2 separate regions of the Homo sapiens genome follow, and region 2 is linked to region 1. A link is a loop called in an ENCODE intact Hi-C map of the cell type or tissue named here. Cell type or tissue: ascending aorta. All regions are shown on one strand. Links, peaks and the distances in the headings refer to the core of each region. The heading gives the core; the rest is flanking DNA.

Evidence for each region. Peaks named below come from ENCODE experiments on the same cell type or tissue, not always from the same donor. Only the 100,000 strongest peaks of a DNase experiment are listed, where the experiment ranks them.
Region 2: it touches region 1 in a loop (4-fold over the local background); 1 of 110 quality-filtered maps calls a loop at or near these places.

What each region holds. Positions count from the first base shown.
Region 1 is chr12:23,357,977-23,366,365 of GRCh38, forward strand. No RefSeq gene overlaps it. Among named protein-coding and RNA genes, the nearest start is that of SOX5, 590 kb to the right of the region's middle. In ascending aorta, for the core only: a CTCF peak has its summit at 4,206 (motif pointing left); a DNase peak (open chromatin) is centred at 2,185; H3K4me3 peaks cover 436 bases; H3K27ac peaks cover 1,858 bases.
Region 2 is chr12:22,682,509-22,688,703 of GRCh38, forward strand. ETNK1 (ethanolamine kinase 1) reads left to right here. Exons shown (of 8, transcript NM_018638.5): 7 at 1,975-2,048; 8 at 2,374-6,195. The coding sequence ends at 2,446. Among named protein-coding and RNA genes, the nearest start is that of LINC02955, 14 kb to the right of the region's middle. In ascending aorta, for the core only: a CTCF peak has its summit at 2,218 (motif pointing right); no DNase peak of the experiment used is centred there; H3K27ac peaks cover 423 bases.

The sequences.
Region 1 (8,389 bases), core at 2,104-6,103:
TTTGCATTTTCCATCTCAACTCTCCTATACTTACTCATGGGCCAGAAAGCCACAGAGTAAAACAGACGTTTGATATAGAATTGCAGTCTAGTTCATTGGCCAAAAAATAGATGGCCAAAAAAATAGAAATGGGTAGATAATATATAGGTGAAATGGATATGGATGGATGGATGGATGGATGGACAGATGGATGGATGGATAGATGGCTAGATCTGTCTCATGGCTAAATGACAGCAGTCATTAAATCCAGGATATACAGTACATTTTAGTCAATAAGTTAATTATTATGCAAATTGTGCAGTTGAGAAAACTGAGGTCAAATAAGCCCAGTTATTCATTCTGCATTAAGTTTTTATTAAAGAATAAGAAAATGATGTGGCACATATACACCATGGAATACTATGACGAGTTAATGGGTGCAGCACACCAACATGGCACACGTATACATATGTAAGAAACCTGCACATTGTGCACATGTACCCTAGAACTTAAAGTATAATAAAATATATATATATATATAAAGAATAAACAGTATGAGTTCCTTGCCCTAGATGACCTATGTTCTAGAGCTCAGAAGACATGGATTTTTGTCCTGATTCCTCCACTGTTTTGATTAACTAGTGCTATGTAACAAATTACCCTTAATCTTAAGGGCTTTAAAAAATTAAATTTCTTATGATTCTGTGGGTTGGCAACACTTAGCTGAGCCCAGTCTGGAGGGTGATAACCTACGTGCTGCATTTATCAGGGGGGTCACCTGGGGTTGGGACACTGGGTCAGCTGGATGCTGTCTCTCTCTGTGATGTGTCATAACAACTCCCTCTCTTTGTGGCATCTTCATTTGATCTCTTTTACAGCGTAGCCAGACTTCTAAATGGGGTTAAGGGATTCCAAGAGCACAAAAGCAGAAGTTTCCAGGTCATCTTAAAGCTTAGGCCTGGAAGTAGCACAGTGTCACTTTTGCCAAATACTATTCATTACTGTGAGTTGCAGATTCAAGGAGAAGAGACCACACTACTTTATCACAAATAGTGTAACCTAAATAATTGTTTCCTCAAGTGTCAAACTAAGACATTGGACTATGTTAAAGTCCACCTTTAATAGTTCAAAGTTCCCTGAGCTGTTCAATACATTATTTCATGAAAATGATCTCCAAAACCCATAAAGTCTTAAGCTTATTTTCAAATCCACATTGAACATCTTTGATGTCTGATGGAATTGGCAGGCATCTCAAATGAGCACATTTTTAACTGCGATCTTACTTTTATATCTGCTCTTACCCCCATAGTCCCTATTTCAATTGATGGCACCTCACACTCCTAGTCATCCTTGTCTGGAAACTGGAAATCATTCTTGACTCCTCTTCCCAAAAACATCCACTAATCAGTAAGTAATAACCATACAACGAAGAAGGTACTATGATTATCCCCACTTTTTAAATGAAGAAAATAAGACACAGAGAGGTTATAAACTGCCTAATGTCACAGAACTAAGCAGAGAAGCCTTGTTCTTAATTATGATGTTGTTCTAGGAACAGTGACCTCAACAGCTCCCAAAAGGATGAGAAGATTTGAATTTCAACTTCATTATTGTAAAGACATGAATTTTTTTGGAAAGTATAATAGACACACTTAGATTGTGTAAGAGATAATTCATAAAATTTTTCAGTTAATAGTGTAGCTCTAGGAGCATGACTTTAGGAAAAGAATCAACTGGCCATCTTAAAAATACTTTGTAGCCAATCATCACACACACAAACATTCACGCGTGTGCACACACACACACACACATATCCCAGCACTTTGGGAGGCCAAGGCGGGTGGATCATGAGGTCAAGAGATGGACCATCCTGGCCAACATGGTGAAACCCCATCTCCACTAAAAATACAAAAATTAGCTGGGCATGGTGGTGCGCACCTGTAGTCCCAGCTACTTGGGAGGCTGAGGCAGGAGAATTGCTTGAACCCAGGAGGCAAAGGTTGCAGTGAGCTGAGATCACGCCATTGCACTCTAGCCTGGTTACAGAGAGAGACTCTGTCAAAAAAAAAAAAGAAAAAAGAAAACCACATTTTGCTTTAGTTAACTTATTAATTATATGGAGGGGTATAATATAAATTCTGTTTCACAGATGAGGAAGACTAAGATGTTCACGTTAAATGACTCAGCCCAGGGGAGCTGGCACTAGAATCAAGTGTAGAAACTGCTAGCAATGAGTAGCTAATAATTAATTAGCTGAAGGAACTGGACATATGGCCTAGGTTAAAATTATTCAGAAGGCCATGATGCTGAGGTCAGACTCTCAGTAACACAATTAATCTGTTACTTTGTATCTATTTTAGTTAAAACCATTGCAGAAAACTGAAGAATGTTAAGCAAGGATCATGTGCTACAAACTTGAACTAAGAAATAGTTTTGAAACTATTTTTAATACAATGTTTGTGTTGGGGGTGTAAGATAAGGTTCCTGAGACACTTGAAGTATATATAAAGGCTTTTCTGGAAATAAGGGAAACTATTCTTGGAAATGTTTCTTCTCCTGAGAGTGAAATAAATCAACAAATTACTATTTAAAGCATGCGAATAATCCCCTTCCCCCAACTTTTTCAAATTGCTTGTTATGGCTTTGCATATTTTTTTCCACAATTTTTCACTGCCAAAAGAAAAATACCACATTGGCAAGGATAAGGAAATTTTCCTTGCAGCCACTGAATGGTTACAGTGTGGCTTGTCACACTCTCTCTCTTCTTGTCTTCTGGCTGCCGTTTGACAGTAGGACCCTCCCTTAGGACAAGGAAATAATTTCTTCCATCTTTGGTGTCTCCTGATGATATATATCAAAGACAATCAGGAAAGAACTTCACAAAGACTTAATAATCACTTATCTATATGGTTTCCCCAAATTCATGAGCTTTCGTTTCACTCAAAGATTGCTTAACTTCCTTAAACATTCCTCAGAGCTGCCCTCTGTTTGTGGTTCCCAATTTCATCCAGGCTTAATGTAAGCTACCATTTAGTTTATATTACCTTCTCCTCCATCCTAGCCTTCTGGCAGTCCATAAGTCTACTATATCTAAATTCATCCATTGCTTGCTATTAAACTCCACTAAATTTATATGTCAAAAATACACATTCATTACAACGAAAACAGAAGAATACAGAAATGTCCATTCCTCCTACTGCCCCAAATTAAGTGTGGAACATTTTTTTTTCTTGCCACATATTCATCTAAAGCCAAGTCATGAGGAGACAGCAGAAGAGGGTTATGAGGATGCTTCGATCTGAGGCTCAGCGTAAATTGTCCACTTCACAACCCTATCCCAAGTGACCCAGTCAGAGTGCTTTCTCATGACATTTCTGGCCTCATCCCAGGGAAACCATAAAATCTTCTGTATAATGCGTAGTTCAGTTGTGTTTTCATCTAATAGAGATAAATTATCTGAGTTTATATTTAGGAAAACAGAAACATTTTACTAATATATTTGGTCCAAACTCTAAAGCCAAAAAAGAGTGAATAAAGGGATCATCAAATTTTAGGGCTGAAAGTGACTTCAGAGAGTATTATAGTCCAAGTCCTAAAGATCCCTCAAAAATCCATCCTCTGTTGTCTTTCTCCACTGTTACTGCCTCCATGTCAGTGGTGTCATCTCCCATGTGGGCTACCGATTCCTCTCCCACTTTCCTGACATCAGGCATCACCCCCTCTCCCCGCCAACCACCCCCCCGCCTTCCACCACCACACACACGCTCGCTGGCAGAGTCCTTTTACTGAGACAGAGGCCTCACCTTATTCCCTGGCTTACAAATCTCCAATGATTTGCCATTCCCTGTTGGATGAAACCTAAACAAAACAGCGTAGGCTTTCCAAACTGTTCCAACATCCCTTACAAAGCTTATCTCTATCCCCTTCCTTCTACCCTATGTTCCGACAGGCCAGACATTTCACTGTTGCCCCAAAAGCATCATGGCTCTTCACAACTTCTCACCTTTGCACAGACTGTAATCTCTGTCTACCTGCCCTCTCCTACTCCTCCCAATAAACTCTTTATCTTTAAAGACCCAAATCAAAATCTGTCTTTTTATGGAGCCTTTACCATTACTCACAGGGCAAGTCGGTGTGTAGTGACTCTATGCTTCACTACCACTTTGTACATATATGTCCACAAGACCACCTGCCATGCTACATCAGGACTGAATTTACCTCCCCCTACTGGACATCCAGCATAGGGGTCGTATCTTTCTGTCTCGCATCTTTCTGTCTTGATTAGTGCTTGCGTAGCAGAGGCACTATACCATTCTCTCTCTCTCTTTTTTTAATATTTAAAATTTTAATATTTGAAAAAAAAAAAGGAGTCTCGCTCTGTTGCCCAGGCTGGATTTCAGTGACACAATCTCGGCTCACTGCAACCTCTGCCTCCCGGGTTTAAGCAATTCTCCTGGCTCAGCCTCCCGAGTAGCTGGGACTACAGGCACCTGCCACCATGCCCAGCTAATTTTTTGTATTTTTAGTAGAGACGGGGTTTTGGCGTCTTAGCCAGGATGGTCTCGATCTCCTGACCCTGTGATCTGCCCACCTCGGCCTCCAGAAGTGCTGAGATTACAGGCATGAGCCACCGCGCCCAGCCAGCACTATAGTTTTCATTCATTCATTCATCTTCTGAATAAACATGACTGATATACACAGTGTTAGTACTGAAGAACATATCAGACATGGCTTCTGCTGTCATATAGATTATAATTAAGTTGGGGAGACAGACACTAGACAAACACAAATGAATATACAATTACTGTCTGTGATATGTACTTTTATAGAAAAGAGCAGAGCACAAGAAAGAGAATAAGGAATGGATAGAATAGCTAATTTAGATGGGGGGTGTGGGTGGCAGGAAAGATATCTCTGAGAATGTGGCATATAAGCTGGAATCTGAAGGATGAGGAGAGGGTAGCCAAGAAAAGAGTGAGAAAAAGCCTGTGTGAAGGTCTCGAGGCAGGAATGAGCTTGTGAAAGGAATTGGAAATAGGTCCAAGCAGCTAAAACCGATTGAGCGAGGGGAGTAGATGGTGGAGAGGCTGGAGGGACAGGCAGGGCCAAATCACAAAGGGTGGGGAATGTATCAGAAGTGCCTTGGGAAGCCCTCCAGGTGTTCATAAATGTTGAATGTAAGTTCCATGAACAGAGGGCACATTACCTTTGGAGTAACAAAAGACTTCGTTCCTCAGAGATACTGGATGAGAGTTGAATTGAGCTAATGCTAGGATACAGGGCCTGAGCAGGGAAGAAGTTATCACTTATTCTTACAGAGTGAAATTATTGCAAGTACCCCGTGGCAAGCTGACTTTATTTGTCACCAAGACCTACAGTTCCAAGTATCTGAAAAATTATGAATCACCCCCTTATGACTGAGAAAAGCATGGAATATGTCCTCAAAGGAGCAATATTCTGATGAAGTACTAGGTCACAAGTGTTGTATAACTAGCACATAATAAGCAGCACAGTAGACAGAGATCTTCACTCTAATTCAAAAAGTCACTTCCAACTCAATCTGCCTAAGATGGAACATACCCTCCTCAGTCTCCCAACCTCCCATTGCTACTTATGTCCGTCAGGCCTCCTCCCAGCATTCCATGTCTCAGTGCATGTCAGTCCCATAAATTCCAGATATCAGCACTGATACTTTCCTGGCCCTCATCACCCATAAACAATTCATCACTAATTCCTGCTTATTTTACTTCCTAAAGATCTCTCAAATCTGTCAACATTCCTCCACCTCCACCACCATCACAGTTAAAGCTGTTATCACCTCTTGCTGAAACCACCTTTGTAAAATGATGACAGGATGAGAAATCTGACTCTATCTTGCTTCTGATCTCCAAGCTGTCCTTGGTCATTCCTGGGCATAGACCAAGTTAACTTTGGGGGGAATTTAGTTGATAGTTTAACGTGAAAGCAAGGGTGATAAGAGTTCCTCCTTAAAACTCACCCCATCTTTGCTCAGGGACCAAAAGCCACTTTTGTAAGACTAATCAAAGTTCTCAAGAATAGGATTATGGGAGGGGCCTGAGCTCTACAAAGATGTAGGTGTAGCTTCTATTATCATTTACTACTCAGGAGTCATGTGGCCAGAGGTCACAAGATTTGTGACTTCCCCAATCGCTTCTATAGATAACATTGCTATTGCAGAACCTAAGATGGGCTTTTTGAGATGTTTTTTGGACTGACCCCACCTGGACTCATGACTCATGGCTCAACTCATCCTGTGTCACCACCCAGAGGCTGACTTGGTGCATGGGGACAATTTTCTACATCCCTCCGATTTCATCTCTGACCAGTCAGTAGCACTCATTCCCTAGCCCCCACCAAATTGTCCATAAAAACCCTAACCTTTGACTGTCCAGGGAGAGTGATTTGAGTGATAACTCCAGTTCTTCTATGTGGGTCAGCTTCGTGTCAATAAAACTTTCTCTACTGCAATGCCAGGGTCTCAGTGAATTGACTTTGCCTGTGCAGTGGGCAGGAAGAACCCGTCAGATAAATACATTGCCTGGACTTCTGCAATAGCCTACTAATGGATCTCCACTCTCAACTCTTCAACCCTCATATGTTTATTCTTTATCCCGAAGTCAGAAGAAGCTCTAAAAATGCAAGCTGGTGGCCAGGCATGGTGGCTCATGCCTGTAATCCTAGCACTTTGGGAGGCAGAGGTGGGCGGATCATGAGGTCAGGAGATTGAGACCATCCTGGCTAACACAGTGAAACCCCGCCTCTACTAAAAATACAAAAAAAATTAGCCGGGCGTGGTGGCAGACGCCTGTAGTCCCAGCTACTTGGGAGGCCGGGGCAGGAGAATGGCGTGAACCCAGGAGGCGGAGCTCGCAGTGAGTTGAGATCATACCACTGCACTCCAGCCTGGGTGACAGAGCGAGACTCCATCTCAAAAAAAAAAAAAAAAAAAAAAAAATTCAAGTTGGTTCATCCTCACCCTTGCCAGTGCTTAAGACAAACTTGCAGAACAAAGTTTACTGTGTACTGTGACTTTGGATACACTAACTTGTCTAGGTTCTGTGTGTTCTTGCTTCTGTATACCTTTCTAGCTTCATCCTGTCTTAAGTTTCCCCCAGCCTCTGTGAGCCTGCCACATTGACTGTCATACAGTTTCATGAAGGCAGTGTATTCTATCTTTCCACCAAACCTTTATACAAAATGTTCCATCTGTTTGGAAAGATCTACCCACTCTTTGCCTTGCTAACACATATGATTTTCATAGGTCAGTTCAACCACTACTGAACTAAGTAAATCTTCCATTGCATCTTTAACTATTGCAAGTCCCCTGGGTCAATCTGAAATCATCAGAAGAATTAGAACCCAATTTAAAATAATTTACTGAAGCACAAAGCTGATATACACATCTGGGTAACACAGACTCCAAAGGAATGAGGTCAGTGCTCAGAAGCTGAAAAGTTAAGGTCTTGCTTATATAGGCAGAAAACAAAGAAATTTAACAGAATAACACATTTCCAAATAAGGCTAGTTCATGAATTACAGCAACTTCATTAGTTACAGCTTGTTTTCTCTTTTTTTTTTTTTTGTTACAATTTAACAGAGTATATTTAACACTCCATCTTAGACAATGTGATTAGTTGTGGGGTCTTTGTATAAGGGAAGTAAGAGGGAAGTTAATCTGCAAGGAAGATCAACAGTTAAGAGAGAAGAAGTCTTCTCTGGCATCGATTAGTCTTTCACAACATCTTAAAAAACAATGTAGGTAAAGAAAACACTAGTCTATAATCAGTGGAAATAAGGTTACAGTTCTCTAGGTTATAGCTGCCTGTCACATCACTCAAGTTTCTTAATTATATTTCTTTAAGGCTCAAAATAATTTAAAGATACAACAGCTTTGATTCTGAATTACTTATTTTCACACCTGTAGTACTTTGTCATAGAGCTCTATGTACCCACCTTGCATAACCTGTAGTTGATGTTTTAGATTTGATTAAGGTGTATGTCTCTCACTATACCACAAATTCTAAATAGCATAAATCCTGTCTGCCTTGATTCTTTATTACATCCTGATTGCCTAGAATGTGGTAGGTACACAAAAATATCTATTTATTGAAGAAGTTAATGCTTATCAGTAGAAAATCATTGCCTGGGTGAAATGAAGTGCTCCTCTTCCCCACTCTGTGCTTTACCAGCCTCTAAACCTGTTTCTTCTCTGGGGTCTCTAAGAGACCTCTTAATAAGTCTGGGAGGAATAAAACTCTCCTCTCACTCAATTTTTTAAAATTCATTAACATACGTCTGCTGATTTCCTATACTAAATATCAGGTAATTGTACCATTGCTGAGTTTAGACAATCAACTTATATTCACTTACAGCGATGCAGAGTTGACCC
Region 2 (6,195 bases), core at 1-4,000, 680 kb before region 1:
GAGACATCCATTGTACTTTGGATATGCAGTAGACGTGCTTTATATGTACTGCCTATTTCCTCCCACAGAATACTAGAGCACGTACTCCAGGGTAGAGATTTAATAAAATTAATAGTTTTAATGGCTTCACAAAGGACATTCTTTAGTGACATTGGCTTTTTACTGTTATTGTGTGATGGTGAAGAATAAGACTATTACACTAGTGTGATTTGCTACCACTGCCTTGACTTAAGGTAACAGTAGTTTCACCCTCACTGCTTTTGAACCATTGGTGCAAATGTTAACATAGTCAAAAAGGCAAGTAACATATCAGTATAATTATGAAAGTAATTTTGGGCCTCCGAAAACTCCCATGGGTTCATCGACCACTTTAAGAACCTCTGATGTAGACTTTGAAAAGAAGGAAGTCCTCTAATTTCATAATTTCATTTCTCAATACCTGATATACTTTTTTAGATAGAAGACCATTTTTGAAAATCTTTATCATTTTTAATCATTCTGGTTTCATATAGTAAGAATAGCTAGCATTCTATTGAATATTTGTTATATGCCAGCTATAGGTACTATTATGACCTACATTTTACAGATGAGGAAATAAACGCACCACGTGAAGTGCTTAAAGCCACACGCCAGAGCCCAGCTTGTTTTTTTAACTTTTATGCTTCATGTGCAAGTGACTTTAGTTGTTTAGTCTTTGCTACATTGTTTATTCTTTTCTATCTCTATATCAGGAAAGAAATTATATTCCTGTTCTTTTTTTTTTTTTAAGAGACAGTGTCTCACTGTGTTGCCCAAGCTGGAGTGCAGTGGCATGCTCCTCACTGCAGCCTTGAACTCCTGAGCTCTAGTGATCACCAGCCTCCTGAATAGCTGAATAGTTAGTGGTATTTTTTTGAGGAAGCCAAAAACAAAGTGCAGAGTGCTTTTTAAATAGAGATCTTTAGGTTGAAAAATTTTTTTTACATGTATTATATCCTTTAGTCTTTAAAACAATCCTGTGTAGAATACAGAATGGCTAATATTCCCATCTCGTAAATGATAGATCTGACACTAAAGTTTGTGACTTATTAAAGGTTGCAAAGGTACTCAGAGATAGAGCCTGGACTGGAACCTCTACATCTTGTAATTCAAATTAAGAATTCTTTTTGGTATACTGTGCTGCTTGGTATTTTTAAATACCAAGGTCATGGCTGTTGAATACTTTTTTGTTAGAGCCCCTTTGTTACTGTTGCTGTAATGAATTTAGCTGAAACAAAAACCTTGTCTTTAATACTGTTTCTACTTAGAATATTTCTAGTTAGAATATAGTATTTCTTGGGAAGTGAAATCTTGTTCAGATTTTAAAATATTACCCTGTTTAACTGAAAATAGATTGTAAAGCACACATAATTATTTTACAGTTACTAATTACATGCTAATTTCCCTGTAAGTCCAAAACCCATATTTTTCCTGACATAAGTTGTGTTACTTTATGTTGTGGTCTGTTATGCAGAATTAAGCCAGTAAGATCATTTTCAGATGTTTGTCACCCCTAGAACATTTTTCACATTTAAATATATTTATTGCTTGTGAGATTTGGATTTTCTTTTGTGTTTATATTTGTATGTCAAGAAACAAAGGCCTTTGATATAATAATGTGTAAGCCTGTTAGCAATTATAACCATTAAAAACACTAACATCTATCAGTGCTGATGGTAAACTTTGCTTTATAAAAAAGCACATCACAGGAACTGGCCTCTATTTTTCAAGTGATTATAATTTACCATAATCTCCTTTGGTGTTGACGAAAGTGATCTGTAGCCATCTAGTGGGTGCAGACGTCAGTAGGATCTAGGTTTTAGACGCTTTATATAAAAAGAACAGCAAGAAAGTGTGGTGCATGGAGTTGATTTAGAGGATAGAATTAGCAATTCATATGTGTTTTACAGAGAAATTCATTATCATAATTTTTGATTTTTCTTTCCTTCTTTTAAGGCTTCTCATTTCTTTTGGGGATTGTGGGCTTTGATTCAAGCCAAATACTCCACTATTGAGTTTGATTTCCTTGGGTAAGTTAAATTTTATTATATGATTACATTGGTCTCTGCTTTTGTTTGGATTAACATTAAGAATTCACAGGGAATATTGTAGTTATTTGCAATCAATTATAAAAGTTGTATACACTTAGTAATTGGTCTGTGAAGAAATTGCTATAAGCTGTTAAGTGCTCGCAGGATTAGAAAAGTGTCCAGTAGGTGGTGCAATAAACTAAAAATATGTCCTTTGAAAATCTTAAACTTTAAGAAAACCAGCTTAGAGGACTGAGTGAAAATAAGGGAAGGACCAAGTTTTTCAGCTTTGACTAATTTTTTTGTTGTTCTCTTTTCTCACTAGGTATGCAATTGTTCGTTTTAACCAGTACTTTAAAATGAAGCCTGAGGTTACTGCATTAAAAGTGCCTGAGTAAAGAAGAGATTTAATTATTCTCCAGTAGCTGAGCAATGCTTGTGAATCTTTTCTTAAGAAATCCCAAAAAGCCAATATTAGTTAAAATTCTGTTGTTTAATTTGGTTATCTTGCTTTATAAATTATGCCTCTAAACAATCAAATCTATTTTTGAAATAGACTGAATGATGTCAAGAAATATACCTACTGCTATCCGTATGTGGTGGATTAGAAATGTGTTAAATCTGCAAAAGGTATAAAGATGTCAGTTTAATTTCTTTGATAATTTAACCTATGTTGTATGTGAATTATTTATTATAAACTTAGCACGATTCTGTGACTGTTTTTCTCTGTTTCACGTTCGTTGAGTGTAAGCAATGAAAATGTCCCAAATAAGTTTTTTAAGTTTTACTTTAATAAGATTAATTTCAGTAAACATTCTAGTTGTTCAGTGTAACCTTTTTATCTTGATGCATTGTAAGTAAAATGAATCATTTACTCTTGAAATGCCAGTCATTGACTGATGTAGATAATTTAGGATTTTCATATAAAAATAGCTGTTTAGGAAGGTGAAATACATTCACTGTCTCTGTTGGTGGTACATCTTGTTGAATTCAATATTAGAAAGTATTTCTTTTTGGGGTAATATAACTTAGAATTAAATCCCTGTTTCTCTATGTAGTCTGGCAGTATAAATATAAATATTTACCATATAATCTTGGAATAAGTATTAGTTAATGTTACCAAAATCTGTATTAAATAATGTTTTCAAATGCTAAATATGGTCGTTACTATTTTCAGTTTTAAAAATTTTATAGTATCAAATTGTTTCTAACCAAAAATTTCCTTTTACTTCTAGAGATGCTTTATGTTTTTGATTATTAAATAGTCACTAGTATTGCTAATTTTTGAAACAAATACACAAAATTTATCATATGTAGAAATAAGAAAATATTGTTTAGGTTAATTATTTTTTACCTATCCAGAGTCATTCCTTACATTTCAGTTTCATGTTTCATTCCTCACATTTTAGTTTCATGTTTTAGTTTGATTCTATGTTTTTAGACTGATAGCAAATGATTACTTGATACATGTAAGTTCAGCGTTATATGTTGAGGCAGTTATATAATTAAATAAGGAACACTTAGGGCATTGATCTTGTACACTTAAAATCTGACAAATGACAAAATGTGAATTAAGCATAAATAGTCATGGCAGGAGGGCTTTTGTTTATTTCTCTTGTTTTTGTTTAACTGTATTTTTAATTTTGTCTGGTGGTAAGAGGGAGGTAATTATTGTATGGAAAGAAGTTAGATCTTTCAGATAGATAAATAGGCTTCAGGTTTTGAAGTCTGCTCTGTGTAGTTGAGCAGTCATGGTTAACTTTACTTAGAAAATTAGTCTGACAAGCTTTGCACTTCGGTCACATAAGTGCCCATGTACAAAGTTGGCTTACTGGATCTGCATATTCAAAATATGCAACTACAAATTTATCCTCTGAGAAATCTTCTGAGGAGTCTAATGTATTCCAAATGACTTAATATTCTCAGACAAATGCTTTAAAATACTTGGATTATCTCAAGATTTTTGAAGCTAATAAAGTAAATAGAAACACAGGCCATTTTAAATGGTAAATTCTAGTTACATAAATATAATCTTAAAGTATGTTTGTATCTGTAACAGTGTTAGACCAGATTTGGTTTCTACCTCCCCAATGTTATAAATGTTCACTTTTGTTTTTATAAACCATATTACTGTAAGATCAATAGAACTTTGCCTAGTTAAGTGAATGGAACCAATTAAACAACTAGTAGCTTTTTATAATGTTAGTGTGAACTTGAAAAATTGTTTTTGGTGGAATTTTTGTCTGTGGTTAGAACATTTTCATAAAACAGATAAAGAATGTGTAATACTCTTAATTTTTTTTTTTTTTTTTTTTTTTTTTTTGCTTTCTGCCTTCTAAAGTGCAACAGTATATATCTTGTAGAACTGTGGGAGGAGAGAAGATAATTTTTCTACCTTACTCCATATTCTTACTTCAAACTATTTTGAATAGAGGTTCACTGAGCCATTGCTGATAGACTGTGCATAGCTACTAGCTGTCACACTATTGTAGGTTTTTTGGAGAGATTCATAGGGAAGTGAATGTAACCAGGAATAAAGGCTCTCACTTTAGCTCTGGGACTATGCAGTGGATCTTGGGAACAAAATAAGATATCTAATCTATTTTCCCCATTCTGGCTAGATTTTGGTTGTTGTGATGCTCCTACTTCCTGTATAGGTTTTTGGGATCATGGTGCAGGCTAGTAATAGGATTCAGAATTGCTTCCCTTTTATATCGACCATGTAAGGGATTCTAAAGGAGGGTAAATCTCAAAGTGCTCTGAAATCATCCCTCTAAAATCTGTCCTGTGGTGTGCTAAGATGTCTGTTGCCTTTTTATGTTAAGCTAAGGAACTTGAATGCCTTACCTAATAACTCAACTAGTAGTAAGCTCATTTTGTAAATATGAAAATGGCTGTAAGAAGTGGCATTCATGTATATTCAATGTTAGTCAATAGACCATAGTGGCCTGGATGCTTTAACAAGCCAAATTCCGCAATTTTTTTTCCTTTTTTCCCCTTCATACTTGTATGATCTCACCTGACCAGTGATTTCTTTTCCTCCTAACCCCATGCTACCACCATTTTCTGGAAATCAAAGAGATGTGGTAGTAAATCATACAGTACACACGATCATCTGAGATCAATATGAGCACAAAACTCATCAAGTAGGTCTGCCTGGAATGTATATAAAAAATGTAAATAAAAATTTGTAAATTAGTGTGAACTGTATCTTGCATATGAGACTGTGTATTGTTTTGCATTCTCTTCCCTTTTGTAGAAATTTTTCTGTAAGGAAATGATTCAGCTTGTTGGTTTTAGAGTAAAAATAGCCAACAGTTGTGGCTACACAGTGAGATCACAGGAACTGGAAATAGGGTTTGTCGGCTTTGGTTAATGTCAGTACTCATTTATTTAGCCTCTCAGTGCTTAATAAGACTTTTCTTTATTTTTTAGTTAGCCGTTAGGTTTTGTGAGGTTAGATTCCTGGAAGCAGTGAATTTATACACTGTTATATTAATAGAGCTCCGTTCTTTGAGTCATGATTCCAAGCTAAAGGAAATTAAAAATGTAATTTAATAATTTCCTATTTTTAGGGTTGTTAATTTTTTTCTACAAAAAAACCTTGAAATTTTAGATATCCCAATGTGAATCTAATTTCCATATATACAGAAATTAGACAAATAATAAGTCTTTAGTTCAACTTAAGCATATCTCAAATGACTTCTCTAAATTTAAAGTTGATCATGATAGGATCATAAAAGACAGAAAAGACTTAAGTAATCTTGTAATGACAATTATTTCCATTTTTGCTGAACTAAAAATATTTAACTTCATAAATATGTTACTACAGCTTCCAGATTTAAAGAAAAAAAGTTTCCCCCACTCTCAATTAAAAGTTAGAACCCTCCACTTTTAAAATTATACAAATATTTCTTTTTTACATTACACAGAAGCCTTCTGTACCATTTTACGAATTTCTGTCTTCATAATATAAGTGAAAATACTGTCATTTCAATTTTCTGCTTTAAATTGTTTTTAATAAGCATTCCAAAGTGATACAGACTTAAGCTTTTAATCAATCAGTCATTCAGTTGATAGACAAAGTTAGCGATGCTTTATGCTAGGAAACTTGTTGACAGTAACCTGTGCGACTTTATGCAGAAGA